7 separate regions of the Mus musculus genome follow, and regions 2, 3, 4, 5, 6 and 7 are each linked to region 1. A link is a loop called in an ENCODE intact Hi-C map of the cell type or tissue named here. Cell type or tissue: left cerebral cortex. All regions are shown on one strand. Links, peaks and the distances in the headings refer to the core of each region. The heading gives the core; the rest is flanking DNA.

Region 1 (4,395 bases), core at 280-4,279:
CCCTCTAACAGTAATGCTGTTAGTGCTTGCATGAAAGGCTGTCACTTGCACTTCATAAAACATGTCAATCTCTTGATAGACAGAGTAGTATATTTTTCCTCTTGTTAGGAATATAGTTTCCTATATGTTCCCTTGCTTAATTTCACAAAAGTGAAAGCTATCAAAATGATAAACATGGATCACAAACAGCCATCTCACCAGGTAATTCTTTACTAGGATATATCATCGTGAAACAAAAATGGGCCAAAATGGTCAGGGATGTTAATTTAGCAAAACTTGTGAAAACAAAACAAAACAAAACAAAACAAAACAAACAAACATCTGGAATTTAATGCAGTAAGATCAAATGTGGGGGGGGGGGGAGGGGGAGTAGTCACAACACCAGCTCTCTGCTCTGAATGAAACCCAGAAACTCACAGCAAATGAAATCAAAGCCCAAGCTGGAAAGAGAAGTCCCAGGAAATGCCAAAGCAGGCACCCTAGTACCCCAAATCACCCACCATTTTGTTATGACACAAAACATCTTGAGGAAGAGTTCTTAGTGAACACATGTGGAAAGCAGTATTTTTTAGAGAAAAGAAACATTAGAAAGGCATGCTTGGCCTTTGCTTTTTGTCAGTCTCCTGCCATTTGTCTGAGGTTCATCAAGACAGATAACTACTTTCTCTCAAAGTATTCACTCAGTTTCCATGATGATGCGACTGTCAGACATTTCTAGATGTCTTGATAATGCAGGGATTTTGGAACAAGAGCTGGAGCTTGGAATTCAAAAGAGTAAAGTAGGTTGTCTTGATTGTGATTATAAGACATGTGGAAGAAGAAAAAACCTTACTGAGAAGAATATTTAAGTCATAGCACATTTCTGTGATAAACCTAGCCTTAGCAGATACTTGCTGATATAATATTAAAATACATTGAGTGACAAGATAAACATATACATGAGGTATTCAGAAAGAACAAAGGCAGAGAAAAAGCATTGAGAGGAACATTTCCCAAATAAATAAATAAATAAATAAATAAACAAATAAATAAATATCTCTAAGATAGCTTTGGACACAATCAGTGCTAGATATCTGATTATATATATATATATATATATATATATATATATATATATATATATATATAGTGGGATTTTACTGAAGCAAATACTAGGCACATTGATAAGTTATCATTAAAAAGATCTATTTGATCTAAAAGATCTATTTGATCTAAATTTTACCAGAGTTATATAAGAAATAATTTGACAAATTATTCTCATAGGGTAGACTGTAGGAAGGGAAAATAATCAGCCTCCTTTAATGCTAGGGCTGAAGGTTCACTGGCACAAACCTGTGTTCAGTGTTGTGTGGAGCAGAGCTCCATCAATTCTAAACTCATTTCATGTTTCAAGCTTCTCTGGACCTTGGGTGAGTCACTCTGTGCCTTTGAGGTACATTTTTTCTACCACTAAGTTGAGGACAAGGAGTGCCTACAATTTTAAACATCTTATATAAATAATCCAAAGGAGAAGATTCATGCAAAACCGTCATGAAAAGTGGGGTGTTTATACATCTAGTAGCTGGTTGCTACTCTAAAATGACTAGTACCCAACTCCTAAGATAGCTATGTAATGTAAAATCTCTGCAGAAGAGACACTTAGAGTGGCTCAGACTTTCTATATAGAAGACATCCCAGAAGGAACAGGGATGTGTGTATAAATAAGCAGCAGCCAGAATAGACTCAGCAGCTATTTTCTCTCTCCCAGTAAACTCTGGTGTGGGAAGGAAACTGATTTCAACATGAATGTCTTGCTTTGAACCTTACTTGGCACATAATGCTATCTTTTCTTCTTGTATATAATGCTTCTTCGAGCTGGTGGTAGTTGCAAGGCTATTTTAAGCACCTCTGCCTACATATATAGTTGGGCACCGTTGAGCTTGTCAGAATCGTGATTGTAACAAAAATTAGCCTCAGCCAGATGCTCATTCTCCAGTTCTTACACTAACTGTGGGGAACTGAGACACAGGAAGAGCAGCATGAGTAAAGCAAGCAGGAAAACCTGTTTCTTTTTCTTCCTCCTCTCCACACCCTATATGTGCTTATATTCTTCCCCATTAAGAAAAAAGCATGATTATTTCTTCCACTCTCAGCATTTCTTAGTTACCTGTAGTTCTGTGTGGAAGTGAGGACTTGTGGACTTCCCCTGGTTTATTTTAGCACATCTATTATTGTCCTTGTTCAGCAGTCATGTTGGTGAGACTTACAGAAGGGATTTGAGGCTCTTCGAAATAGTATGCACTTCTTCTGCTGCTGATATCCTCCCTCAAACCCCAACTCCACCATCAGGGCTCCTGTTCTCTGCAAAGACAAGACAGGGCATGGTAAGGTGCCCATTATTTAGAAAGGAAACACAAACATAGAAACAAGGCTTGGATGCAATCAGCACTGATGCAAAGTAGAAAATTGAGGCCACAACTAAACTTTCACAGACAAAATGAAATGCAAACATCCTTTAGGTATGTCACAGAAGTCAACCAAATACATTTCTGCTTCCTCCTAGGCACCATCTGGACAATAAGATCCACCCTGTTGATCACACATGCTTCCTATGGGATAAGCTTGCCCCTCATATTTTTCTGCCCATTGGTTGGGTAGAAAAGAGCAGACTGAGGATAGAGCAGATGAGAGACCAGAAAGAAATGCATAAGAGTAACAGCACAGCTTACTGTAATGGGAGACTAGAAGGACTTTGTATTTATGAGATTATTGAATTTATGGGACCATCTGAATGTCAGTGACAGCATTGATGCACCCAGAGTCTACACCAATAGTTCTCAGATCTCAGTCTCTAGATAAGCAGCATTTACATCTCTTGATGTGCTGAAAAGACTTCTGATTCTTGTGGTAAAACACCTAAGTGGTCAACTTAAAGTTAGGAAAGGTTTACTTTGGCTCTTGGTTTGAGAAAGATTATCTATCATCTCTTAGAGCTATTGCTTTGAGTCTTAGATAGTACACCATCTCACAGAGAGGCATGTAGGTGAGGGAACTCACTTCAAGATATCCAGGAAAACAAAAATAGAAAACATGACTTTTTAAAATATCCCTCTTAAAGCCATACTGCCCCATTCCCAACATTGGCTTGACATCCTTTCACTAGCTCCCACCTCTCAAATGTTGCACCACTGACTGCACTACTAATTAGTAACACGTAGACTATACAGTAACCCTTCTAGCGTACATAATCTGTTCCTCATGAATTAACCCATGAGAGAAAATTCTTGCTTGCATTGTCTTTGGCAGACATTCTGGACCCAAAGTGAAGTGTAGTACTCTTCCTCTGGACTCCAAAGCACAATTCTATCTCACAGTGAAAATGAATTTAGCTTCATCTCTTAGATTCTACAGAATATTTTCCTGAACATCTAGGCACAAAGTCTCCTTTGAAACTCAATGCAAAAGCAGCTAGGAATTCTATCTTAATGTCACACACTTTAAAGACACAAAGACTTATCATTAACATCCTCATTTCAGAAAGTAGGAAAAGAGGCAGAGGAAGCCAAGACCAGACAGAAAATCCAGCAGTGTAAAAATTAAATCCTATAGCTTCCTGTCAGGTGTGTAAGACACAGGGTAGTATAGTGTGAGCTCCAAAGGCTTAGGAAGTCCTGTCCCCACAACCTTGTTGGCTAATGCCCATAAGGCCACATCCACGGGCTTGCTTTTCTAGTTGTCTCTAGGCCTCCCTAGAAAGCATTCTATTTCCTACTCCTGGCATCTCTAAATTCATGGGGTCTCTGTGTGACTTTATCCAAATCATCCTCTCAAAGTCTGCCTTCAGGCAATTCAATCCTGCTGTGATAGGGTTTTAAGATTTTATTCTTGTTTAATATATATATATATATATATATATATATATATATATATATGTAATTTTAATTAGGTATTTTCTTCATTTACATTTCCAATGCTATCCCAAAAGTCCCCCATACCCCCCCACTCCCACTTCTTGGCCCTGGCGTTCCCCTATACTGAGGCATATAAAGTTTGTAAGACCAATGGGCCTCTCTTTCCACTGATGGCCAACTAGGCCATCTTCTGATACATATGCAGCTAAAGACACGAGCTCTGGGGGGTACTGGTTAGTTCATATTGTTGTTCCACCTATAGAGTTGAAGACCCCTTTAGCTCCTTGTGTACTTTCTCTATCTCCTCCATTGGGGGCCCTGTGATCCACCCGATAGCTGACTGTGAGCATCCACTTCTGTGTTTGCTAGGCCCCGGCATAGCCTCATAAGAGACAGCTATATCAGTGTCCTTTCAGCAAAATCTTGCTAGTGTATGCAATGGTGTCAGCATTTGGAGGCTGATTATGGGATGGATCCCAGGTATGGCAGTCTCTAGATGGTCCAT
Region 2 (4,395 bases), core at 89-4,088, 320 kb after region 1:
GAGAAGAAAAGGGGAAATGTATGTTTCTCTGGGTTAGGACTCAGAAAGGTGAGCAGACCTAGCAAACCCTCACAGTGGCACACAGGGACTGTACCAGGTGGGGAGAGTCTGGAAGCAAAAATACATCATCTCACTAAAGGGAAAATTATTCTACCCATCTCTATAACGTGGCATAAGGGAAACTCACCTCCTGAGGTTAGTTTACCTTAGTTCCTTGGCTAGGTGATTGGCTAACTCAGCTGTATTAATTTTGAATGTCAGGTCTCCTGTCAGAGATGGATTCCATTCTTTTGACAATAAGACAACAGCTTTCCTGTTATGGGTCTTCAATGCCACTGCAAAAATTCTAAAGTAGAGATCATGGAAGTACATCTCAATCACTTTTTACCTGGCTCCTTAGTGACAACAGTAGGGCCCCAGTATCCCAAAGGACAGTCACCAGATCTGAGACTAGAGGCCGATTTCAACACCAAAACCTAGAGAAGCTAGGAAGCCAATTGCATCCTGCCTCTGTCTCTGCCTCTCTTAGAGGAAAAACCAACCAACCAAGCAAACAATAAAACCATTGTAAGACTGTTCATTCTCAGCCTGCCCTCCTGAGGGCTTCACCTTTATAATGAGCTGGACTAGAGGAGGAGATTGCATTCTGCTCCATATGAATTATCATTATAACAAGCATCCAGGCTGCCCATCAAAGATCCCAGAACTGGGGCAGTAGTGAGTGGAGGGGGGATGGAGAGCGGGTAGAAATTTCCATACAGACATAAATGTGGACCCTCATTAGAGAACAAGCCTTCACTTCAAAAAGACATGAACTCCGCACAGGTCTCCTGCCTGTTAAATATGTACAGAGTATGCTTGTTTGATGATGAGAGTCGCAGTTTGGCTATTTGAATGGAAATGAATTTTAATAAGCATTTGAAGCAGGGAAAGCTACAACCCTCATCTGCTCCTGGATCACCAGGCATCTTCCTCACCATCATCACCTCTGAGGGGAGACTACAGCCCTCATGATGAGTGCAGAATGTCTTCTCTCCTCGGTCTTTGTCAATGTTCATTAACCTTGCAAGTTTCTTTGCTAGCCAGGAAACACAGCTGTCCCTGGGAAATTTCCATATTCCTTAAGAAAAGCAGGGTGTGGAATTACCACTGGGTAGGGGAGTGGGGGGTCCTGCCAACAAAAAGCACAGTGAAAGAGCTGTCTGGGAAAGAAATACAAAGACCATCTTGATTAGCACTTTCATTACCCACTTAAATATCTACACACTTTTGCACTCACTTTGCACTGTTATAAAATTAAGTATAATGTGGTTATTTATCCCATGCGTGTTCATCCCAACAGAAAAATAAATCAATTATTATTGTAAATCTCAGTCTCACTTCCAGTCCAAAATAAGGGCACAAATACCCTTGGATTATTTCTCTCTTCTTGGCATTTTAGCAGACCTAGAGCTCAGAAACATTCCAGCAACCTTAACAGATTATGAATCTATCATCTTAACAGGAACAAAACAACTTAAACCTGTGCAGGGATGGTGACAAGATAATTCTGAAATGCTTTCAAAGAAGTGTGGCTCGGAATTGGCAGGGTGCCTCACGGTGAGCTGGGAGCTGTCTTTCCCAGCCTCTGAACTAACTCACATGGTTCCTGTTGTTTTCTGGGGTTTTTTCCGATGTATTGTTTATCCATGCAGACTCTAAGTCAGTAAGGTCACTGACCCTAAGTTAGTCCAACCTCATTAAGCCCGATCCTGCCAATGTTTTCACCCCACCGTGTGACAGCCCTTTACCCAATGCCATCTTACTGACATCTCTAATTAAAGACAATAAGGCCCCTCCATGTACTTACAGAAAAGTACATAATATTTATCTCATGTTTAGGATAGAAAAACAAATACTGCCTAAGGATAGGGATTCTGAAATCATTACGATCTAAGAATAAATATTGTTGCCAGTACAACCTCTCTGCACCCTGCATGTTAGGGATTAAGGTGAGCATCACTAACTCAGCTCTCAACAAAGACTACAGAGGAAAGAAATCAAGCATATTCTAGAAGCTTCTCTTTGTCCAAATTCTCAAACAATACATTATTTTTCTTCCTTTCTTTTAAGCTTGTGTATGTGTGCGTGTGAGTGGGTGTACACAGGTGTTTTCAGGCATAGGCATGTCACAGGGCTTTTTATAAAGGTCAGAGGGCAACTCTGAGTATCTGCACTCCCCTTTCACAGTTTTTTTGCAGCTGGATCTCTTACTGTGCATTGCTGGGTAACCCAGGCCAGCTGGCCCAGAAGCTTCTGTGGGTTCTCCTGTCTCCTTTTCCCATCTTGCTTCTGGAGGATTAGGGTTACAGATGTTGGCTTTCTGTGGGTTCTGAGGATCCCAACTAAAATCCTCACACCTGTGCAGAAAGTGCCTTACCCCCCAAGCTGTCACCCAGCCCAGCAAGAGTACATTTTTAGAGTCATTTCCAAGTTTGTTTCATGAGGGTGAAGATTCTCTCATGCAGTCCTCCATATGCTTTATGCTTTTACTAATTTCAAATAACTATATCCCGAAGCAGGAGATGCAAGCACATGGGTGTGCTCCCCAAATCCATTGCCAGACCCTGCATAATTTAAAGTCGGCACTGCTTTAGTCAGAAGGCTGTGCTGGGAACTCTCTTCTTTCCCTAATTTCAGAAGTTTAATTCGGTTGCTCCTCCCACCTTCCTTTTCTTTTGAGCGACTCTTACTCTTCTCCCATGGGCCCTAGAAGTAGATAGGGAGGAATAAATGCCTCTAAACTGGGGCTGGAAAAGGGTCCCAGCCACTTTCTCCCCATTACAGCCCCACCAGGCCACTCCAGCTGACAACCTAACAAGGTGATAATGGGCCCGGTTCACAGCAGGTTGTTTGAAATAGGTTGAAGAGGTTCATTTGCATTCAAATCTTCCCTCTCTGGCTGGCTTTTGTTTGGCCCCTTGATTTCTACTCCCAAGACACCCTTTGGTTGACTTGGAGTGGAACAAAATCACATTGCTTCAGAATTTGAATTGCAGGCTTGGGTTTTAAATGTGTCCCATTATTTCATCAAGTTGTGGTGGGGGAGGAGTGAAAGGAGAGAAAGAAGAGCAAAGAGATTCTGAAATGAAAGGAGAGATGACAGATGGGTGCAAATGTCCCTTTTAAGTGCAGAGGAGCAGCTGATGCCAGGCCATGAAATTAAATTAATGCATCTGTGGCTGGATATGTTCTCCAGCTTCTTACTCCTGCTGGGAAACTTTGGGTTCCTTTTACAAGACCAAAGATAGACCCCCTGCACCAGAGGAAAGCCCTGTGCTCACAGTAGGTGCTGGAGAGAAACAGTCAGCCCTTTCTGTGTCCTCTCATCCTGGAAGGACATGGCCTCAGTGCAAACATATGACCCTAAACTCAAACAGATGAGTGAACTGAACATAGCTCATCCGTGGTCAGAGGTCTAAGCCAGTTGTCTCCCAGCACTTAGGATGTTCTAAGTCATAGATAAGACACAATGACTGGAAAGCATCAGTACTCAGAGCCAACTGGTAGAAGTTTTAAAATAAATGTTTAAAGCATAAGTTAGTGCCTTGAAATTTTAATAGATCCAGGAATTGCCACTTCCCACTGGCAGTAAAGGGTGGTCTCCAAACTGTCTCAAATAATCTGAATGGGACTATTGCTGTAGCTTCAAGGTCTGTGTCTCTTCCAGATCCTGATATTGAAATGACCCCTAATATAATGGCAGTGGAGATTAGGTCACAAGAATGGGCCTCTTGAATAGGATTATCATTCCTCAGGGAAGAGCCACCATAGCATACACCCTCCTTCTGCCACAGGAAGATTCCAGGAGAGAGAGAGAGAGAGAGAGAGAGAGAGAGAGAGAGAGAGAGAGAGAGAGAGAGAGGCAGATGAGGAGTCTAAAACAATCAACCTGGTCTTAAGTCTCCTGAACCCTAGAATGCCTGCTGCAATGCTTATGGCACACGGGGTGCCGCTTTGTTAGAACAGGAAGCCAAATAAGACAGAGAAGGACGGGAGGAGTACAAAGGAGCCATGCTTAAGATATCACTCACTGTCAGCTTGAATCTACTGAAGAAGAGGAAAGAAAAACCACTTAAACACATTATCATCTTCACGATTCCTTATCTAGGTAAAAGCTACTGAAATCTCTTTCACTCTTTCACTGCAGGCTGCTCAGTACACATAAGTCAAATGAGAAAGTCAGGACCCTTGCCCACAGACCCCATTGATATATGAGGGGGAAAAAATAAATCCCTCTGCAGCTAGTGTCTGCCTGGGAGGAGGCTGCGCAATGCCTTCCCATTCCATTCTGCCCTCTGCTTTGATTTGCACAAACAATGTGGTCTTTCTTCAGGCAATTTTCAAGTTGTCTTT
Region 3 (4,395 bases), core at 207-4,206, 480 kb after region 1:
ATTTTCTCAGTAGCACAGCATACCAAACAGAAAGGTTGTGGCTAAAGTCAGGGCGAGCGAGCGTGTAAGGCCATACTTGAGTAAGGACCCCACCTCTCTGCCACAGGTCAGCACTGGTATCTCCCAAAGCGATTATGGTTTAACTGGATTCCACAGGCTTGTGTGTCGAATGCTTAAATCCCAACTGCTGATGCTATCTGGGGAGGCTCTGGCAACTTTAGAAAGTAGGGATTCACTGGAGGAAGTAAGTCAATGGAGGTGTGCCTTCTAAACATTGTAGTTGGTCCCTTCCTCAGTCTGATTCCTGCTTGTGATGACATATCCAATCTCCTCTTCCACACACTCCTCTGCCTTGATGTTCAGCCTCACAAAAGGGCCCAGGAGCACACAGACAAATGACCACAGATGAGCTGAAACTTCTGAAACCCTGAGCCAAAAGAAATCTCCTGCCCCACTAGGTTGTTTCTGTGTGGTGTTTGGTCCTAGCAAAAATATAAGCAATGTGGCCACCTTGAGAGATTCCACAGGGACCTGCCAATACAATATATGAGAAAATGCAAACAAAGCCAGCCTATGTTCTCCCCCACAAAGCCTCCCACGACTCCTCACTTGGTAAAACAATTATCTAAGGAGAGTTGAATTCAAAAAACACTGGGACAATAGGACAACCCTTTCTTGCTCAGTCATGCCCTGAGGCCCTAAATATCTTCTCTGTAAACTAGCCAAGGGCATTATCAGAGCATGTGGAACTGGGATCCTGCTGAGACTGAAACAGGTACCCCCAGCACACCAAGGACCCCACTACCACTTCAGAGCAGGGTTTGTGGTAGCTCTACATATTGGTATGTGTCCAAATGCTGACACTGAAGAACTGGGCTTCAGTGAAGAGGGCCAGCTTTCCTTAAGCTCTACATACAGAAGGCAACAAAGATATCAGCCTTGAGTGCCCACAGCTGAGAAAAAGATGTTCCCAGAAGCTTCTAGAATCCTAGTCATGCCTTTGCCCATTCAAAGCATGTAGTAGCTATGGGCTAGCTAGCTGCTGAGTGGCAGGGACAGAGAGGTGAGCCAAGTAAATACAGATTCCTGGCTTTCCAGGGTTAAAAAGAGACTGTTCTAACAGCTAAAAGCATTCTGGGAGCAAAGTTCAAGCAGTTTAATTCTTCTTACAGAGCCTCGATCAGTCTACAAGTGGCCCAGAACATTCTACAACTTAATTGTGGTCTGAGGAGGCTTGTCCCTGAACTAGACCCTTCCCCATCTCTTTTCTGCCTTCTACCCAATAACCCCATTAAGGGCAATAGGCTTTGTTAAAATTATTGCTTGTTTGATTTTTAAGATAGGGCCTCACTGAGTAGTTAGCCAAACTCTGTTTTTCTGCCTCTGCTTTCCAGAGAATGCTTGTAAAAGGAACAGCACCACACCAGGCTCATGGACACTGCTTTTCAGTCTGAAAGTATGCTGATTCAGTTTGTCGGGATTGCTAACAACAACAACAAACAACAAAACTATCAAAAATGTAGTGTCACAGTTCCAAGGCCATGAGTTTCAACAGGCTGAGAATAAGGCAGGCCTGTGTTGCTTCCTGAGACTCCAAGAAAGACCTTCCTAGGCTGCATCTTCTTCCATTAGCAGTGTAGCCTCTTCAAGTCTCTAGGACTCTGCACTTCTTCCATGCAAAGACCAGGATAACCACACTACCTAGAAATCCCTAATTTGACCACATATGTGAAGTCCTTAAGTCATGTGGCCTCAAACATTCTCAGGATGAGGAAGTGGGATACTGACATTTTGGAGAAAGGATAGCAATCTATTCTATATCATTTTTTGTTCCTGCTTATTACAGAAAAATTGGGAAACACTAAAAAAAAAAATTAAATCATACAAGTTCTCGGTTTCCTCTTTAAATAGAAAACCTGCTAAGTATCCTCTGCTGCACTCTCCTGGCTTTGCAATAGAAGCTGCTGTTCCTCCTCACCCACACATACAGTTTGGCACCTTGGCATTTAAAGACTATGCTGTTGATCTACCCTGTTATCCTGTTATAGCTGATGACTCCATAGCCTCTTTCTAACACAACACCAATACTCTACTGATACTTTGTCTCGTCCACATTTGTATATTTGCCTGATATTTCTTAAGACTGGTCTCAGATTTACAGTAATCCTCTTGCTTCGGCTTCCAAGTACTGGGATTACAGGCCTTCACTACCACGCCTAGTTTTCTGATTAGGGTTATGAATCCATCTTGGCTGTTATTTCTTAGTGACATTTACTCAGACAGAAGGATCATCCCACATGGGGTTGATAGCAGGCTTTAATAGCAACAACTTTGTGTGGCTGTGACCAGAGCCTTGGCAGCCATCGATAATCGGAGTTGTGAGTCAGACCTTAATTCACTGGGTTTTTAAGTACATGGAGTAGCCTTCAGAACAAGGTCTCTGCTTCTTCCTGTTCTGCTGAGATGCCAGGAATCACCTCCTGTTGTCCTGGTAAAAATTTTTAATTAAGTTGCCCCTGTGCTTTGGAGCTGAGATTTTAGGTGATAGAGCCCAGTCCCAGGGAGGTCTTAGCCTACAGGTTCTGCAGTAGTGGATCTGGGAGCGAGGGTCAGGAGAGTAGAAGGAAGAGTAGGCATGACAAAGGCACCTGGCACTCAGCCCACTTCCTAGGGAGGTGCTGGTCCACACCGACCTTGCCTTAAGGCATCGCTGTGGACTTCTTCAGAAAGGACTGCATGATGAGTCTGGGAAAGTGTGGGACAGCCAGGCTGCTCAGGGGGAGACTCTGTTTACCAGACAGAACACCTAAAGACTAGAATTGAAGGTGGCAGAAAATGTGAGTCCCGGGGCTTTTCCTGGAGTGGGGAAGCCTCCTCCTCTCTGGTCTGCAATTTGAGAAGGACAGAGGGGTAAGGAGGTCCCTTGCAAAGGGTGCAGCTCAAAGCAGGAGAGGAAGGAAGCCTGCCTTTCAGTCCACTGACTCCAGCAATGACTGTGGCTCCTCTGCCACACTTTCCTCTGTCCTCCTGCCCACTTTGCCCTCCTCTGCACCTGCTCAAGGATCTGGCTGTCACAGCCCAACTTGTGTTCTCCTTTCTTGCAAAGCTTTCCTCAAAGCCTTCCTTATCTTTCAAGTGCTCCTTCTTTCTCAACTCTAACCTACTACCATTCTGTGGTAGCTTTCATACAAGACGGACTTGAATTCACACTGATTTGTCTGCCTAATTCTTCTGTACCTTTGCCAACTGACATACCAGTTATAAGCCTCAGTTTTCCCCATCTGAAAAATAGAAACCATGTAAGCTCACGTAGGATGCATAAGCACATAAGGGTATATCACTTTTCAAACTGATGAAGATGAATGACATGATGTGTGTGGTAATTGGTCAAACCTCAACATAGGGCAATATCATGACCATCAAAGGTAGGATATATACAAAGTCTTCCAGCATCCCAGAAAGAAAAGAGACCCTGTCTACCAGAGGTGACCGGGGGGGGGGGGGGGGAATGGTAGACAAACAAGCAGTAAGCTACCTGAAGAAGTAAAGGTCCAATGGGTGAAGTTATGGGGAGGACCAGTGTGGAAGAGGGAGCACTGAGAGCTGAGAGCAAATGACAGGAAAGCACCCTGTGTCCAGAAAAAAAGCTCAACAATGCATGAGATAGGTTCTTCCTCTTTTTTCATTTTTACAGCTCTCTGAGCATGAGCTGATATTATTAGAATTATCTCTGAAAGTTCAGTGTGAAGACTGTGCACAGCACAATGTCAAGGGTGTTTCCTGATCAGTTAGAAAGGTAATACAGTTTCCCCTGTTTAAATAAAAATTAAAAAAAAAGAAAAGAAAAGAAAAGAAAAAAAAAAAAAAGAAAAGAAAAGAAAAGAAAAACACCTTCAATTCTGGAGACAATAAAATGGACACAAACTGTATGTCGACTGGAGTTGAGAAAGAAGCATCAGAGAGACTCAGTCCTTGAGACCTGGATTTGGTGCCATTGCCCAAGTATACAGAAACCTTTGGGGAACATTTGCTGTAAACTGGAGCACTCAGGCTGTGGAAGCATCTGTGCTGAGGGGATTAGAAGAAGGTTATGGTCTTAGAAGGACTGTCGGTGACCAAGGTAAAACTTTAGAGTTTAGCCACCTAATTAGACTGTCATATTATGTGGATAGGTTAAATATCTGAAGAGCAATAGTAAAGACCAACAATGAATCCTAAGTGAAGTCTACAATTTAAGAGAATGGGAACAGAAGCATGACCACATCTTGTGTGCTATGATCTCCGAGATTTCCTTCATTTCTCCAGTCAGCATCATTCTACAAGGTCTAACATGAGTCTCACATAGACAGCTGTAAATGATGTAGTGCTGGGTATCAGGCTGAGAGAATTCTGTGT
Region 4 (4,395 bases), core at 101-4,100, 570 kb before region 1:
CCACCCGGGACTACACTGCCTGGTGAACGCCCCCCAACCGGCCTCCGGCCATAGTCGCTCCAGGCTATCTTGCTAGTGCCACGGAGGCCCTCTCTGGGCTCCAACCCTGGGACGACCTCGTCGCTCAGGCGCTCCCCAGAGCTGCAGACAGCCGGCAGGTGCGCGCTATAAGCGCGCCACGGAGCGCCGGAACCACCAGAGCCGCTGGAGTCTATGGCCCGGAAGCCTGGACAGGAGACTGCAGCTGCGAAAGTGGCGGATCACGCGCGTATACTCGCCGCCACAACCAAGCCGGGGCCGGGGCCGGGACCCCAAGGGGACCTGAGGAGGCTGCGCCGGAGGAACCGCCGCGGGAGCGCGCTCGGGGAAAGGGCGGAGGGCGCTGCTTACCCAGCTCGGCAGTGTCTGTCTGTCCCTGCGTCCCCTCTTCGTCCGCTCAACTGGCGGTTGCCCAGGGCAGCGTGCGCCCAGTCCTGCCTGACGGGAGTCACACTGGCAGCCAGTTCCACATGTAACCCAGGATCATTAAAATCCTCGGCCCGCGCCGGCCGCTTGCCTGTATTCCTGGGGTGGCCCCCGAATGGTTCCTCGCGTCTTCGTCCCAGTCGCTTGTGCGCAGGGACCCGGTTGTGAAGGGGCGTGGGGTCCCGCAGGGTCCCTCCGGGGCGGCTCAAAGCCGGGTGTCTTCAGTTTTCTCCAGCACGACTTTCCGGGCTGCTCTGACATCAGCGATCCCGCGCTTCCTTCCCTTCTGCTCCTGGCTTGCTCGGCCCTATTTCCTCCAGGAACCGCTGCCAGCTCTGTCTGCGACCGGGCCCATAAGCTCCCCGCGGCTCCACGGCTCACGGGTCCACCAGATCTGATCGCTCGTCTTCAGCTGAAGGATCCCAGCAGCTGCTCCAGCCGCCCCCACTCGGCTCTGCGCGGACAGTGCTGCGCGCAGCGCGGCTCAGCTCAGCTCCGGTGGCGGCGCCCTCAGCCGGCCTCCTATATTACCGCTCAGCTCATTATCATAGAGGCCGCGTTAACCCCCTCCCCGCCCACGCGCCCCGCCCGCGCAGACCGAATACCCTAGCTGGTCCACCCAAGAACCCGGCAGAGCTACGGCTCTGCAGGCGTTCTGCTCGCTCAGTTTGGACCACCAGACACTGTCAGTAGTCAAGGGCCCAGAAAGGTTGTACCAGGGTCTAGGGACTCATGTCTTGGGGCCTGGTAAGCCAGCTGGCTAGGCTTCGGGAGGGGATCAGAGTGATGAGAGCACCCCATCCCCTCGCGTGGCGTCACCTGTCACCAAGCAAAGCCTCCCCTCCTTTCTCTTCACCTGTGAGCTAGGGGTGAGTGTGGAGGGACATATATTACTGATGGGCTTGAGATGGGGTGTCGGATTTCGGAACAGCAAATTTCTCTACCCTACAAATTCTAGAAAGCCAACGAGCTGTCAAAAGAGGTTTGAAGTTGTTGATAATTATTTCTACATTTTAAAGAGGAGTCTGGCTTTGCATCTCCGGTTTCCTGTTCCATTGGAAAAGGAGGTAGGGGCTGACTCGGGTGGGTGCTGTGGAAACCATAGTACCAGGAGCGTTTGCATTATCCAGACCCGCGAGCCCGCCTCGTACTGGAGGCAGAGGGTAATGGCTAGAAGATTAAGACAACTTTAATATCCCCAGAAAAGAGGATTTTTCAGTCCTGGTTGCTTCCGCGCTCACGGGTCTTGATTCCTTGGTTCGTAGTCTGTGAATCTGCAACTGCGGCTACGGCTTTCCCGCGAGGGCCTGTGCAAGCTATACCCCTGCAAGGTCTCAGGGTCTTCGAATTCCCCGATGGAGATTGAACACACCGAGTTTACTCAACACATCAAAGTGTCTGACAAATGTCCCCTACTGCCCTCTTGTGGCCATACTCTTCACCGGTATAAAAAGAAAGAGGGATGTGGGATGCTTCTGAAAGCATATAAAAACAGTTGACTGAATTCTCAGTAGGAGAGAGAGAGAGAGAGAGAGAGAGAGAGAGAGAGAGAGAGAGAGAGGAAGAAGAAGAAGAAGAAGAAGAAAGAGGAGGAGGAGGAGAAGAGAAGAGAAGAGAAGAGAAGAGAAGAGAAGAGAAGAGAAGAGAAGAGAAGAGAAGAGAAGAGAAGATCACTTTCATCAACTATATTAGAGACACGGGATTTTGGGATGTAGAGTTGGCTGTTTGGTAGTTTGGTTGGTTTGGTTTTCTTCACTATGTATCTCTGGCTGTCCTGGAACTCCTTACTACAAACCATAGTGGCTAAGACCTCACAAAAATGTGCTTGCCTCTGCCTCCCAAGTGCTAGACTCAAAAATATATGCCACCACACTGGATACCTGGTCCAATTAGCTATTCTTAAAAACAAAACATGGTTACCTCATTTAAAAACTCTTAAATTAATCAATTCATTAATTGCCTAAAATTTGTTTCCGGTAAGTTTCACTAGCTGTTGCCAATTTTGTCCTTTGGAGCCACAAAGAATCTGAATTCTGTGATGCACACCTATCTTGTCCTTTGAATTTATGTAACATTTATTTTTGATAAAATGCCCAGTGATTCTCACATTTATTCTTCCTCTATTATTGTTTATGTCTGCATGTGAGTGTGTCTTCCCTCTTTACACAAATGATCGTTATTCTTTATTTCTGAGTACGCTGGATTGAAGGCACAATTTGTTAAGGAAGATAAAGGGAAGGTGCTATCAGATTCTGTTACACTTTTGCCATGTTTTTAATGAGAGGAACAACAGTCTAGCCAGCTTCCCCTGAGACCATCCTTAGTAGAGCAAGGTAAGTGATAAAGCTCTCTGTTGAATATAGGGCCTTTAATTCTAAATCAAGTGCTGTATGACTATGTGTGTGTTGTGTCTTATCTCTTGCCTCTTCTCAGTGCCTCAATTTAATCTCATTTTTGAGATGATTACAATACAATTTAAATAATTTCAGTTACACATCCCCACCCCTGTGATCTAGAAATAAACCCTTAAATGAAGAATGGGGGGTACATTAAATGAAAGTGACTCCTCCACATATACCCATCCTGTTCTTTTCTCCCCACACTTGCCCTGCCTGTCATGAATAAAGGAAGAGAGAGGGAGAGTGTGGGAGAAAGAACACCTACAGACAGATCACACTGCAGGCTGGGTGACATGATGCCACCCTACTCCCACATTGCCACTGAGCATCATCTGAAAATGGAGCCAGTTAAGGATGTGACTTCAGAAGCCTAATCTATGAGGTACCTGGAAGCAGCACCCTTGTCTTTCCTAGGTGACCCCAACTTTCCCATTTCTAAGATGAGATTCTAACTTGAAATCTCCAGGAACCTGGTAGGTTAAAACCAGATGTGGAGGTATTTGAAGAATTGATAGTATCCTTAAAATGGAAAGCTGTTGATATGAATCTTATTAGTTGTTGTGTGACAAAACTTTTCATAGGTAGATGCAACACACATCTACTCACTCCAGCTAGGGATCTCTTGACAATCCAAAGCACAGACACTACCAAAGTCCAACTTGGTGAACCAATGAGTTTTGTTGGGGTTGCTGACAGAAGTATGAGAGAGAGGTGACCTACAGGCAGAAATTACTCAAAGCAGCTGCATCACCAAGGTCTGCTCCAGCACAGATGCCAGCTGGGAAAGCCTGGAACACAGTGCACAGCCTGCAGCAGCCCAGCAGGTTGGAAGTGTCCTTTCCAATCACTCTGGCCTAAACCTCTTCAGCACTCAGCTGGTTTGACTCTTTGCAGCTCAGTTTCCTCCCATCTGAAGCAGGCTCTCTCGGCTTTTATTGCTTACTCTGGCAGACAGACACCTAGTGGATCTAGTCAGTTTCAGGGACTTCCTGAAGCTATTTTGAGTTATTTACCTTCCTGCATAAGGAGGGTCCTACAGGATGGAATGTTTTTGTTTGGGAGAAGACTGTTACACAACATTAGATAAGCACATAGTTACACTTTAAGAATTAAGATAATTGTGAGCTGGAGAGATGGTTCAGTGGTTAAGAGCACTGACTATTCTTCCAAATGTCCTGAGTTTAATTCCCAGCAACCACATGGTGGCTCACAACCATCTGTAAAGGGATCTGATGCCCTCTTCTGGTGTATATGGAAACAGCTACAGTGTACTCATATAAATAAAATAAATCTCAAAAAAAAAAAAAAGTTAAGATAATCAATAGAACCCATGCATGGCACTGCTCTGGTGGCCAAGAACATGAGACAGGATAGGCCATGATGGGCCTAGATGAAAACCAAACACTATTGTTCTGCTCAAGGAGCATAGTAACAAAATTATTTCTACTGACATTCTGTTATACCAAAGCACGTATTAACTCACAGAGACTGGTAGCATGCATAGGGCCTGCACATGTTCAGTCCAGATGGG
Region 5 (4,395 bases), core at 269-4,268, 200 kb after region 1:
TTTTTCTAGTCTCCCATCTAGAAAGGTGCCATCTCAGAGGCACTCTTAATCTTAGGCTGCCTTGCCCAGTGAAGAACCAAATATATTCTCTGACTCTTTGGTAACAAACCCTCTTGTTGAAGTTGTTATTTGATGGGCTTAATGTTTATTAGGTAAATAAATTATAATTTCTAATTTTCTGAACCCCAGAACACTTGTCTTCATTTGTATCATGCTACCATAATTTATGACTACATGCCAAGATGTGAAGGCTTCATATGAGTTAAACTTATATTAGATCCCAGCTTTAGGTATCTAACCAAAATATAAACTATAGAGGAAACAATGAGAAACAAAGTCTTGAGTTTTTGGGAGTTCCTCCCCTCCCTTATTAAAAACATGTAAAGCTCAGACTAACTGAGGAAGAGAGATCTATGGTGAGGCTTCCAGTTTGACTATCAATCTAACTTCAAGAGATGAACTAGGAAAGATTCAGTGGTCTGATACGTGGCCCTGTGGTTAGATGGAGCTGCAGGACTCAGTGGGTCTATAGCTTACCCTCATTCAGGAACTCTAGAGAATAACAGGTGAACTGATTAGCTGCTTTGTGGTAAAAGAAAGAAGTGCGTCTGTTTTGTTGGCACAAAGCTTGACAGGGCAAAGGGCTCTAGAAAGAAAAGGTCAAGACACTTTTAAAGATAGTTCCCCTGGAAAGATACTGGTAAGACCTTAACAGAGAGAACTGGGGCAGGAGGTAGAATTTTAGGAATAGGGATAGAGGCATGTATATGCAAATGAGAGTTCAAGTTGAGAATTATCAATAATGGCAACTCTCAAAAGAGTGTGTAAGAGTGCAAGAAAGAAAGGCTCGGATGTGAAAGAATGTCACCAAGGCCAACAGTACCTGTAGAAAACCTAAGTACATGAATACCTCTCAGGCCAATAGTGCCTGTAAGGCAGAATGTCCTTCCTAGTCTCCAACTCCTACCTTTACTCCTAGTACACACAACCTTAACCTACAAAGGTCAGGTAAAATACAAAGCAGTCACAGTGCCATCTTTCCCCAAGGCAGGAAGACTTACTGGCACATGACCTCAATAGAGGAGTTAAAAGTCAACTCTAGGCTGCTAGTGATGTTGGGAAGAGGGGGTGCTTTCTACACATATTTGCAGTAGCCACGTTGAGTCTGCATTGTGGAAATCAAAAGATTACTCCTGTTGAGCAGATGTGAGATGGCAGAGATAAACATAACATGCTTTCTGGGGCTAAGACTATCCTGTCAGTAAAGTACTTGCATAATCAGGAGGACCCACGTTTAATCCTCAGACCCTACATAAAAAGCTAGGTGATGGTAACTCCAGCACTAGGGTGTCAGGGCTAGCTGACCAGACAACCTACCCTACTCGACAATCTCTAATACAATGAGGGTTGTTATCTTAAAATATGATGGGCAGAATCTGAGGAAGAACACCCAAGGTTGTCCTCTGATATCGTAAAGCACATGTATACCCGAACACAAAAACCCACTCCCACTCAACCCACCTCCACAATTTTCAGATCAAACCAACATGAGTCTTGCTTATTTATAGCAACAGCTCCATAATGTAGCTGTGAGTAAATAACCCTTTTGAGGAAATGTGTAAGAGATACTGTATGCTTAAAAGACTCTCACAATGTTTGAAACACACTAGCTAACTGCTGTAACAAATGGCCCTACAGCCTGCCTAAGATACACAAAAATGTGCTTCTTGCCTGACAAATGAGCAGTACTAACTATCCTCAGCTTAGGCAAACTCTGCTGTGTTGAAGACACTGTGCTGGTCTTCACAGATGCCTTTGGTGCCTAGAAAAGATGCACATGAGAGAGCCCCATAGGCTCTCATCAGAGGCCCAGGCTGCAAGGGGGCACATCTTGTACTTTCTCCTGGCGCCACAGTCGCCTACACAAAATGGGAAGGCTGGGGATTTGGTGGGAGGCTGGCAGTTTCTGTTCCACGGTGTGTTATGAAACTGTAATTATAGGCTACACTGTTATTCACAGCCTTGTCCGCCTGTGGGTATGAATGAGGTCACATTAATATTTATGTCTAAATTTGCAAAGATGCATGAATTGACTGATTGACTACGGGTTCTTGACACCCTCTATAAAGACTTAGGCAGGTTGTTTGCAGGAGCTTCAGCAAGATCTGCAATTAGCTGAAAAATAATTCCATTAAAACTATTGTATTCTCATTTACCTTATAGTAGCACTAAAATTAACCACTAACAGCAAACACTTACTGGAGCTTTCTACATGTTAGCCACTGCTCTGTACTCTTTGTATTTTAATCCTGAAGCTATTGCATCCATTTTTTTTTCAGGCAAGGCAAAGCACAGAAAGAGGTAACTTGCCCAATCTTACAGAACAGGTGAGTGGCAGGGCAGAATAAAAACACCCTCTCTAGCTACAGAGTGCTGCCCCTTTGTTGTTCACTCATCTTGGAAGTTCTCAGCATCTTCTCTAAAAGCAATAATATCTGTGGCAGGCTCCATCTTAGTCTGTAGTATCTGTTATAACACAATACCACCAGCTGGTGCCTTAAAACACAGGAATTGAGTTTCTCAGAGTTTGGGAGGCTTGGAAGTCCAAGAGCAAACTTGTGAGCAGAACCACCTCCTGGTGAGGTCTCTTCCTGGATCAAAGACAACCACCTTCCACCATGCCCCCGCCACAGTCTATTCCTGTTTTGCAAGGTAAGCAGTTCTGTCAGAGTCAGTAGGGGCATACCTTATGATTCACTTAACTACAATCATCCCTGGCAGGTGCTCTCCTGATACCTGGACACTTAATATATGAACCTAGCTCTGTCCCTTGAAGATGTTCTTTTCTGATGCCTCTTAAGCCACCAAAACTAGGGAACCTGAGCTCTAGACTAGAAAAAGGGTTCCTCTTCTGGAGTCTGTCTTCCCTGGCTACTTGGGTCCTAAGCGAAGTATTCATGCACAGATTTTTCCCAAAGCCAAGCAAGAACACAAGCCCTGTAGCTTTCTCTAATCTAGGACCAACCCTTCCTGATCTCAGTGCTTCCTGGGAAAGTAAATACACCCCATCTTAACTCTCCTCTTTCCATGCCTTTCTCCAGAGGACTGTGTACAGGTTCCTTTCCTTCCTGTATCTCTTGATGGCTGTTTCGAGGGTGATCTTATGCACAGGTATCAGTCTTCCACATTCCTAGCTTTTGTGTGGCTTGGCTGCCCTTGAGGACCAGTGTCTCTAGAGAAGCCACCTTCCTGTGCAGCCAGTTTGACCTCTAGAAGTAGGCAGAGCTGAGTAAGAAGCAGCTTGTCAGTCATCCCATGCTTCAAGTCAAATGAACACTGACTTCATCCCTCTGAGAGGAAATGGAGATTTAACAAATGGATGACCCAAAACAGAAAGAAACAAGCTATCGCGGACATCAAATAAAGCTGTCCAGAGGCAGACATGATGCAGGCACAGCAGTGCTATCTAGGACACAGGAGCATTATGTATGACAGCTGCGTGTCCTGGATTTTCTAGGTCAGTCCCAATTTCAGATCTTCCCTCACCTTGTCAGACCACATATCCCGATTTCCTGACTGGAAAAGGTGGACCACCAAATCTTCAGGACACTTGATCAGCACATTAACTCAGAGATTGGAACCATCCCTAACAATGTTGATACCTGTGCTTCTGGAAACTAAACCATTAAAGGCAAAAATTAAAGCTTACAAACTAAACTACATCAGCCTATAGAAAGAGGAAGCTAATGGGTAGAAAATCAATGAGGGAGCTTCAGCTGCCCTTAGTTGTATTTTGAAACCAGACATGACAGGGAATGGTACTGCCCTCCTCAAAGTGTGGAGAGGAAACTCAGGAGAAGGGTAAGTCTCAGGACCACTGTGGGCAACCCTCCTTAAAGAGCCACCTCTGTAAAGATAGGATGACTTGAGCACCAAGAAGGGCACCTGGCCATGGACAGGATGTTTGGTAAAACACCAAGGACCTCACTGCCCCCTCAGAGTTAAACTGTGTGAAATATAAGTAGGGTGGGACTTGAACATGTTGACAGATGTTCAAATATTCATGTCCAGTCAATAGGTTAACATCCTTGGTCAGAGCAGAGGACCAGAAGTAAAGGCAGTGGTCTCTACCCTATGTTGATGGTGCTGCCAAGGAGGCCTGCCTGGCCAACATGTTAAGACCTTGTACAGAGAGGCATAGGGTGGAGGGAAGGAGAGAAAAGGCTCTTTATGGAACTTTGATTAAGGTACTATTAGTCTCAGGCTAAATTTATTCAGTTGTGCTCAGATGACTATTTTGCAAAATACATTGAAGTTGTTTGTAGAGTCTGCCTTGTATTTCCTTTTTCTAATACAGGTCTCTTGTTAAACCACTGAACTATATTTCCTGTGGAA
Region 6 (4,395 bases), core at 113-4,112, 460 kb after region 1:
CTCTGAATTGGTTCCCTTCCAAAGTTCCCCTGCTCCAGGCACTGACACCGGACTGTCTCTGTGGCCAGCCCAGTTAAATGCAGATGTGTGGTCCTCTCGTGGTTAGATGGGCCTCATTGTTCTCAGTGAGGAGGTATCAAGTGCACGGGTTAACATAAATATAGCTCCTTGCTGCCCAGAGTATGAGTCCTCTTCTAGAGAATCGATAGCCACCACATAAACAGCAAGGCAGAGACTGGAAAGGCTCCAAAGCTTTCTTTCTGATTTTTCTCTGCTGCTGCTGCCAGGCAGTGAGGTTGTGTCTCAATGCAAGGGTCCCTTTCTCGGGAGCTTTTATCTTAGAACTATGTCAGAAATGATTTAAAATCAAAATTCCACATCACATGGCCTAACCCCTACTTGATTTACTCATCACAATGGGGGGCGGGGAGCATTCTCTTCAGAAGAATGTAAAGCTTCCTTGCAGGCTCAGAGTGTGTTGTTTCTGAGGCAAGCAAGCAGGAGCTGTACAGAGACCGGAGCTGCCACAGGGGTTGGGGTGGGAGGGCCCTAACAATATTCTAATGTCTCAGCTGAGGAGCATGCCACAGCTTGATTTCCAGGCTCCCGGCATTCCACAAATGTCCAGTCCCTGCCTCAGATTCATCCTCACAGCCCCAAATGTTGCTATGAAGTTGGCTGGTGGGAGTCTAAAGTAGATTTTACTCTTTTTCAGAGACCAAGAAAGCTACATCATCCTCTAAACTTAAGCAAATGTCAGCTACCATCTATTTTAGAATCTGAAACTCTTTACCAGGTATTTCAAGTAAACTAAATCGAGAAATCTCACGTTCCCTCTTTAAAACTCATTCCCCTGTCTCCAGCTTAAAAGCACACCCACCCTGTAATTACTCTGTGTCTCGGGGTGAGGTTTAAAGTCTAGCTTCTGATTGAGCCTTCTGGGAGACATGGAATCCAGCAGAGACACAGATGTCCAACACCTGCCTTAAGCATTCAGGAGAGTGGCATCCTCCTGTCTCAACCTAGTTGCCATCGGGCAGTCTGTGTCATCGGTGCCTTGGAGAGCTCCTCATGATCTAGAAATGTGTTGGTTGCTATGCAACTTCAGTGTCTCCTTCAAATGCACATGAAAGCACAGGATAACAGAAAGCTCGCCTTGGGTCCTGTGAGTCTGGCCTCCATAATTACCCATCCCCAATAGGGACATGTTGGGTTCTCACATGGTCTGACAGGAGCATGGCCTTTGTAGGGCAGGTTTGTATTTCACAAGCCAGTACCAAATATCACCACAGCAATGCCAAAATGCCAGGGAGCCTGCTATGAGGCTGTTCTGAAAGTCCTGGTAGACACTGGGGCTTATGTGTGTGTGTGTTTGTGCAGACCCTGACCCAGCCTTAAAACATGCTACCAAGTCCTCGAAACAAAGTGCAATTCTCACCAATAAGGTCCCACTAACAGTGAGTGTGTGCCCTCTACCTCTGATTCTGTGGCTTGTGGCTTTGTTAATGAGCTTGCAATCTTGGTAATTAGCCTCCTATTCTCCTTAACAGTCAGGGTATAGACCTCTGATTTATTCTCTGCCTGCCAAATCTACCACAGAATTCCCTGCTAAAATTGACACATCTGAAAGCCTGTGAAGAATTCATGCCAAAAGATCCAGGACAAAGCCACATTGCTCCAAAAGGACAGCAGGATGCCATATTTGGCTAGCGAATAAAGACCTTCTCTCTACCTATCCTTACAATGGTAGCCAGAAAGCCACACAGATAAGCATGCCTGTTTATACACAGTGTTGAAGGCAGACAATCAGATCCACTAATAACTTCATCCAAGTTATCTATGGCTGTTGGGAAACATGAGCCAGGAAAGGCAGACACGTGGCAAACAGTCTATCCACTGAAGCCCAACTCCAAGTGGGAGAACTGGAGTGTCGGTGGTACAGCTGGGACGGCTGCTGCCTCCTGCCAACCTTCTTCAAGACTACGCTGTGCAGCTGACACTTAACTTGTTTCTTCTCCCCCATCTCACTCAGTGAAATAACAACAGCTTTCCCTGAGCCGTGTGGAAAGGAAGCCCAGAAATAGAATAAACTTGTGTTGCCCAGACTTCATCAACTCACTCAGTGGCTGTCTGTGCCTCTGTCCCCACATGACCACAGTATTGCAGCAGCTCTGGTGGCATCTGCAGTGCTCCACCAAGACCGGTGTGCCACGGAAAACTGCAGATACCTGGAAGAGGCCCTAGTATTTACGGGGCGTTGATGGGCTCTCACCAGAGTTAACCACCTTCCTGCAGAGTTCCTGGCTCTGCTTGTGTCAACTGAGTCACCTGCATCCAGACACTCCATTTACTTTGTTGTGATTTTTTTCTGGGAGCCTCTCGTCCCAGCATGTGCACTCTTCATAGGGGCTAGTTTGAAAGGGGAATGTCAAATTCTTACTTCCTGGCTCACAGTTTGCTATCCTTGGCCAAGCTAGCCAAGATGCAGGGCTAGATCTTTCTCTCAGACATGTATATCTGCAGTATCACAAATTGAACACTAGAAGACCAGGTTCCAGAGAGGCCAGCAGGAAATCATCCGGGTCCCACACAGATGTAGGACAGAAGTAGGTCTCTCAGGTCTGACAGATTCCATGTATGACTGACCCCTGCAGCTGTACAAATACTACCCCTACCTGCCCCACGGTTGGTACACTAAAGAAAAATTCCTCTATTCCCACCAGATCACAACTATGGAGTCAAATTTAATGTTTGAGGAAATAGGTGTCTTAATTTCATCTGAGAACGTCATCCCTACTGCAACATCACAGTTAAAGAACCAACTTCTGTCATGTTTCAGAGAATCTTATTTTAATCAAAGGACAGTAACATTCTCAGTGGCCTCATTCACTGTCCCCCAGTAAACATTCCACAAAGCTGCCTTTCTGTTTCTTTCTTTCCTAACTCTCAATAATGCTCATGTACCCTAAGTGATTGGATTCTTCTGCCATGGTGATAGCCCAGTTTCCATCACTGTGACGAAGTGCTAGAGGAAAACAACCGAAGATTCGTATGTCTCGTGGTTTCCGAGACCTGTCCGTTCACTGCATTGTTTCCAGACACAAAGTGAGGTTGATCATCTGAGGGGCACTGGATGAAACAAAACCACTCATCCACTGTGGTTCAGACCGAGAGAGCAAGGGCAAGAGATGCAGACAGGAGGGGCTAGAAACAAGGAAGACCCTTTAAAGGTACAACACCTCTGTGACCCACTTCACCCAACTATGCCCCCCACTAATAGTCATTTAGCTATGAAGTTAGCAATGAAACTCTGAACAGATTAATTCATTGATGAGATTAGGCCCTTCCAATCTAATCATTTCTCATACAACACCAACTGAGAACCCAGGCTTACTCATAGGAGTCTGAAGGATATTTCAGATCTGAAATCGTATGTGAGGCTCTCCAGTTAGCCACCAGTGTGAGCTGGTTTTCCTCACTCAGTTCTTCCATCCTACTGCCCTGGGGATAGAGTCTCAGGTCTTTTATAGGGAATCTGTATCCTCATTTCTTCTGTTCACTCATTGCTAGAGGTCTACTCATGGAAATCTATCTGGGCCCCAGAGAAATCTAGTAGTTTGCCTATGAAAGTAGAATCCCCTGGAGATGAGGTTGGGGATTGGTTTAGCATGCTGGAGCTGTCTCTTAAGCATTAGGGAGTAGGGATGGGGAGGAGAGCATTTCTTGTTAGGTCAAGGTTGGGTTTAGAGGAGCAGAGTTCCAGGAAAGAGTGTGCCTCCATGCTGAGAAGCCTAGAAATGGATGGGCCATGCCTACCCCTCACCCTTCAGATGCAGAATCCTCCTTTTAAGGGCCAATACAAAACGGGTACAAAGTCCCTTCTTGATACTTAAAAAGGCTTCTGAAAAACCCAAGGCTTTCCAAGACAAGTCATAAATATGGAAATGGGCAGAAAATAATCTGCTATAATTAATAAGTCCCAATCTCTACCTGCAATAACTCTGTCTAGACACTGGCCTTTCAAAAGACTGCATTGTCTTCCTTCATTAGAAAGATGTTTGTATGTGTATACTTGCAAATGTGTGTGTGTGTGCATGAAAATAGAAAGAAAAAGACTAGAGAGGAATCTGAGAGAGGTCCTAATACTGATTCTATAATCAATAGCAGGGGCTTTCATGTCAGTATTGACCCCAGAATTGCAAGTCTCACATGACCAGTAGCCACCGTAATCAACCTCTAGGAGCCAGCCTGGGCAGAAGGCACTAACTCCCAAATGCAACAAAAAGGGGAGACCTCCTTTGTGGAAATTCTCTGTAAAGAAGAAAGAGATTCCAACCAAATATGAGAATAGAGCGCCTGAATATTGGGTGAGGGGGGGTATTCCTGCCCAAAGCC
Region 7 (4,395 bases), core at 304-4,303, 350 kb after region 1:
GCAGAGTCCTGAGTCTACAACTTTGCACAGACCTCAGATCTGTCCTTGACGTGTGTCTGGAGTTGAGGACACAAAGGTGACGGCAGGTGCATGTTCTAAGAGGACTGAGCACAGGCTACGGGTACAAACGCATACGCCCTGACCACGGATGACAGTTTCACAGATGGAGATCTCACACGAGTCTGAAGAAGGCAAAGTAGCTTTGCAGAATACAGGGCAGACAGAACATGTTCAGATGCAGTGTGCATCAGAAACTGAGCTGCTGATGGTGCTGACCAGTTGTGATGCATAGTGGAAGGGGGGGCTGGGGAGGCTAGGCAGGGGTGTCCTGCTGTTCACTGTTTCCTATCTTAACCAGCCTTGCCTCTGGATCTCATGTCATTGTGACCTGTGGGACCTTGGGCTGAAGGGGTAAGGGCTTCAGGGCACTAATTCTAAAAGCAGGAAAGCCTCTCGGGAAACTGAAGGTGAGAGTTACAGCAAGGGTGAAAACAGCCAGAAGCCAGGACCTGTCCAGTGTCAGTGACTCGGGAGCCACGGCACTGACTCTTCCACTTTAGACGCAGTTTTCATCTTCTTTCCCTCTCTCTGTCCCTCCCTCCCTCCCCTCTCCCTCTTCCTTATTTCCCCATCATACCCCAGCATGTATGTTAAAGACTTTCTCCTCTGGTTTTCTCATCTATAATCTGAGAAACATGGTTGTCAAAACAATATGACTATGCAGGAACCCAATTTCAGAGACAAAATGCCTGCTGGGAATTCTTGGATGAACAGAGGTTTCATGCTGTGTCCACTCTGGAACATTCTACTGAGGCCATGGGGTTGGACAATACTGGAATCTTCTCGGATCAGATTTGTTAGAGGGATGTTTTTAACATGGCTACTTCCCTGCAGCCTGCACATAAATGGCCAGCACCCATCAGGCACCATATGGTAGAGAGTAGGCAGTCCTGTGCATGGCTCCTCCTCCCTGGCCCCAATTCATGATGGTAGGGAGATGTTTACAGCTCTGAGGACACAAGAACATGTTGTAATGCCATGTGGTCCTTAGAGAAAGGCAAGCGTCTGCATGGTATTCATCAGAGCATCTAATAACTTCAATGTCAGAAAGTGTTTTCTGGTGTCTGACCCGCTATAGTCTAAACTCCCTTTAGAGAACATGAAGTATTCTTGTGATCACAGATCCAAAGACAGCTACTAACTGTTCCTAAAATGCATCCCCTTTAATCAAGCTCTGAAGAAAAGACAGCTTTGTAGCAACTACTCTGGTGGTTCTAAAGAGTCTGAAACCAAGTTTATGTGAATAGGAGTTTGATACTCAGAATCCAGGAAGATAAGTAAGAAGAGAGCAAACCCATATTGGCATCAGAGCTCAGGGACAGTGAGCTGACTGCTTCTGAACTCTCAGCCCTGGGCACAGCAGCAGCAGATCACACATCCTCCCTGCTCTAGTCCCACTGTGCTAGATAGAGGGCTTGGGCTGGCCTGAGCCTCCAGCTGCCCTTATTTCTTTAGGTTGAAAATAGAATCCACAGTAGAACTGCTATCCACAGACCTGCCTGCCTTCCATTAGGGCTGTGAGGGGCTGTGGGAGAATAGCCATATTACAACACCCTGCTCCTCCCACTCAGTTACTTTACACTGGTTGGTGAATTAGTGTCTGACCCATGATGGTTCCAGAACTATAGCGCCTAGAAATGGGACCCTAGAGCTCACTCAGTGCCTTGGATGAAATCCAGGGCTGTGCTTGGCTCTGAGGAAACTTGGGCCCCAAAGCACATTGCCCTCCAGAAAGGATGGACAACATGAATATGTGGCATATACCAGAGCACCTTAAGTGCTAAATACAGAAAGGGAAAAACAAACACCCCAGGAATTCGATAGCAGGCCTAGAACCGGCAATGGCAGCTCAAACAGGGGTGTCAGCTACAAGTGTTAAAGACCCATGTGGAAAAAGAATGGTCCTAGATGCCTGTGAGGGGCTAGAATGGCACAAGGATAGCATGTTGTTGGGACTATGGTTTTGCTGTGGACCCATACAGGTCAAGGAAGCACAAGCCTCAACACACACCACCACCACCACCACCACCACCACCACCACCACCACCACCACCACACACAAATACATACAGACACACAGACACACACACAGTCACATGCACATGCACACATCGCCTGCAAACTCTACCTCCCAGACAAGTTACAAGCAAAACACAGCCTTAGCTGGGTTCTGCTGTCTTTAAGTTTGAAGCCCAGCTGGTGAGCTCTGTGCGACCTCTTGCGATTGCTCCTGGAAGTGCAGTCCTTGGGAGCAGCTGGCCACCACATCCAAATGGACTGTGCGTAGTTAAGCTGTCAGGTCTAATGTATTTATTTGACTCTCTGCTGTTAAAATGATTCCTCTACAGCACTGCGGTTATTTACGACTATTGTCAGTACAAGACGATGAGAAGGCAGCAGAACAAAACAACAGGAGTGAAGAGAGGGTCTGCCTGCAAGACTGAGGGCCATCCTTGGGCCTCTGCTGGGTTTATTTACTCAGTCTCCAGTGTAGCTCATCCACAACAAAGAGCCACAGTCTTCATCCATCCCATAGGCAAATCATGAGCTACTGGCCCTGTGAGGACACTCCTGGCCACTGCATGTATCTACAGAGGACTCCTGGGTAGACCTTTAAGTGTGTCTCTTATTCAGTGCAGGTGAATTTGAAATAAGAGAGCCAGAGACACAGGTGGTGCATCTTTCTTTCTTTGTATGCTCCTGGTTCTCAAAAATGTTGTCTGGGGTGCAAGATCACATCAATTGAAAACGTGTTTAAAATATAAATTTCCTCCAGCACTAGACCTAACACATGCGAATTTCTGGAAGGAGAGAGCCCAGTGCTCGGTCTTCCAAGAGAGTCTGATGCTGCTCCTCTAGAGATTCAGGCTCCAGAGTATACCGTGAAGGAAAGGGTTTCCAGAGGGAATTCTGGTAGCCCCTGCCTTGGTGTTTGCTCCTTTTGGTTTTGACAGTCTCCTAGAAACCAACTATGTCCTAACCAACCCTGGCTGTCTTGGGAAAATGTCCTTTCTAATCTTCATGATCCTAGATCATGTGCACGCATATAGATGTGACCTGTGCATGACAGGGGGGGTGATAGGGAGGGGGCATCCTTGCACTGAGTGGCCATTGAGAAACAACGCAATGTCTGCCAGGGTGACAATGGTGGGCTTGGGGATTATCAAGAAAGGGCCAGATGGATTCAGACAGGGCGGGTTCTTAACCACCATGACCAGTATCAACAGACTCTGTTAATGTATCTTGTAACAACATCCTTTTCACATCTGCCTGCCCTGATAGAGTCTCAGCATCATATTGTATCTATGCATAGGATGGATCACTATCACTAGCTGTCAGAAGTCTTGCTTAGACAGAGCCTCTGTGGTTGATAACCCATAGTACAAGAAACTGAGCAGCATCTCAATGCCTCAGGCTTCTCATCTAAAAGGCAATCGCTTCCTCAATTTTCATATAAATTATCCTACTCACCCCTTAGTAGGAAGAACAGATCTGCCTAGATGATACCTAACAGATGAAGTGAAAGAACAGGGAGAAGTGAATGTGAACAGAGAGGCCAAGTCATAAACCAAAGGTCACACAGAGAGCAGGTGGTGGAATAGAGACAGGAGTCCTGATCACTTGAGGCCAGTGCTGACAGATCTTTATGAGACAAATTCATGTAAAACTGAGATGCAAAAGATGGCTGTTATCATTTTCATTTTTGGAAAGGTAACCAGAGGAAATCCCAGGATCCCATCTTCTGAATACAAATTCAGGAAACAAAAATAACAAACCGTAAAGTCCTTCTGGAAAAAAAAAATCAATAATATCAAAAAGAAATTAAAATAAAAGCAGATAAACATTCTGTTATCAAGATTGAGAGAAATTGTAAAAAGACTAGAGACAGTATAGGACCAGTATCATCCTCTTGGGAGACACATCTGTGTTCATAAAAGGTACAGTTCTGACAGCAGGAACTGACGGTCTATTTATCCTGGAGACAGGCACAGCATCTCGTCTATTTAGCATTTATATAGTGCTTGTCTCCTCATTGCCAAGTTGCCTGCTAGGAACCGGAGTCAGAGCAGGACCTGGGGCCTCAGAGGTGGATCCCCAAGGAAGGAAGGAAGCTGGGGCTACTGCCCATCCTTCCCTGGCAATGCTCTGCTCTGCTCACTAAGGACTTGAGGAAGGAGCTAGGAGAAAGCTCACTAAATGTTCCACAGAGAAGCCTCTATTAGGTACAGTCCCTGGGTGAGATAGACAGAAACCCGCTGCAACTGAGCCCAGGGGAGAAGGCTATCAGGCTTCTGTCCTGAGCCTTTCGTTTCCCACAGACCTCCCCCATTTTGT

The links. Peaks named below come from ENCODE experiments on the same cell type or tissue, not always from the same donor. Only the 100,000 strongest peaks of a DNase experiment are listed, where the experiment ranks them.
Region 2: it touches region 1 in a loop (2.1-fold over the local background); 2 of 42 quality-filtered maps call a loop at or near these places.
Region 3: a loop joins it to region 1, with 4 times the contacts of the local background. A loop is called at or near these places in 4 of 42 quality-filtered maps.
Region 4: it touches region 1 in a loop (4-fold over the local background); 2 of 42 quality-filtered maps call a loop at or near these places.
Region 5: it touches region 1 in a loop (6-fold over the local background); 2 of 42 quality-filtered maps call a loop at or near these places.
Region 6: a loop joins it to region 1, with 8 times the contacts of the local background. A loop is called at or near these places in 4 of 42 quality-filtered maps.
Region 7: it touches region 1 in a loop (3-fold over the local background); 2 of 42 quality-filtered maps call a loop at or near these places.

Annotation. Positions count from the first base shown.
Region 1 is chr1:194,047,406-194,051,800 of GRCm38, reverse strand. No RefSeq gene overlaps it. Among named protein-coding and RNA genes, the nearest start is that of 4930503O07Rik, 170 kb to the left of the region's middle. In left cerebral cortex, for the core only: no CTCF peak of the experiment used is centred there; a DNase peak (open chromatin) is centred at 1,840; H3K27ac peaks cover 278 bases.
Region 2 is chr1:193,730,896-193,735,290 of GRCm38, reverse strand. The region is part of intron 3 of Gm31870 (a long non-coding RNA gene); the gene reads right to left. Among named protein-coding and RNA genes, the nearest start is that of Gm31870, 78 kb to the right of the region's middle. In left cerebral cortex, for the core only: no CTCF peak of the experiment used is centred there; DNase peaks (open chromatin) are centred at 1,609 and 2,493.
Region 3 is chr1:193,570,606-193,575,000 of GRCm38, reverse strand. No RefSeq gene overlaps it. Among named protein-coding and RNA genes, the nearest start is that of Mir205hg, 63 kb to the right of the region's middle. In left cerebral cortex, for the core only: no CTCF peak of the experiment used is centred there; a DNase peak (open chromatin) is centred at 1,971.
Region 4 is chr1:194,616,393-194,620,787 of GRCm38, reverse strand. Plxna2 (plexin A2) reads right to left here and starts at 959. Exons shown (of 32, transcript NM_008882.2): 1 at 391-959. In left cerebral cortex, for the core only: CTCF peaks have their summits at 964 (motif pointing left), 1,652 and 1,868 (motif pointing left); DNase peaks (open chromatin) are centred at 949, 1,643, 1,872, 3,110 and 1 more place; H3K4me3 peaks cover 1,757 bases; H3K27ac peaks cover 1,757 bases.
Region 5 is chr1:193,845,677-193,850,071 of GRCm38, reverse strand. No RefSeq gene overlaps it. Among named protein-coding and RNA genes, the nearest start is that of Gm31870, 190 kb to the right of the region's middle. In left cerebral cortex, for the core only: no CTCF peak of the experiment used is centred there; DNase peaks (open chromatin) are centred at 1,965 and 2,537.
Region 6 is chr1:193,584,712-193,589,106 of GRCm38, reverse strand. No RefSeq gene overlaps it. Among named protein-coding and RNA genes, the nearest start is that of Gm31870, 69 kb to the left of the region's middle. In left cerebral cortex, for the core only: a CTCF peak has its summit at 2,551; DNase peaks (open chromatin) are centred at 261, 839, 1,041 and 2,007; H3K27ac peaks cover 2,746 bases.
Region 7 is chr1:193,696,958-193,701,352 of GRCm38, reverse strand. The region is part of intron 2 of Gm31870 (a long non-coding RNA gene); the gene reads right to left. Among named protein-coding and RNA genes, the nearest start is that of Gm31870, 44 kb to the right of the region's middle. In left cerebral cortex, for the core only: a CTCF peak has its summit at 2,300; DNase peaks (open chromatin) are centred at 958 and 2,280.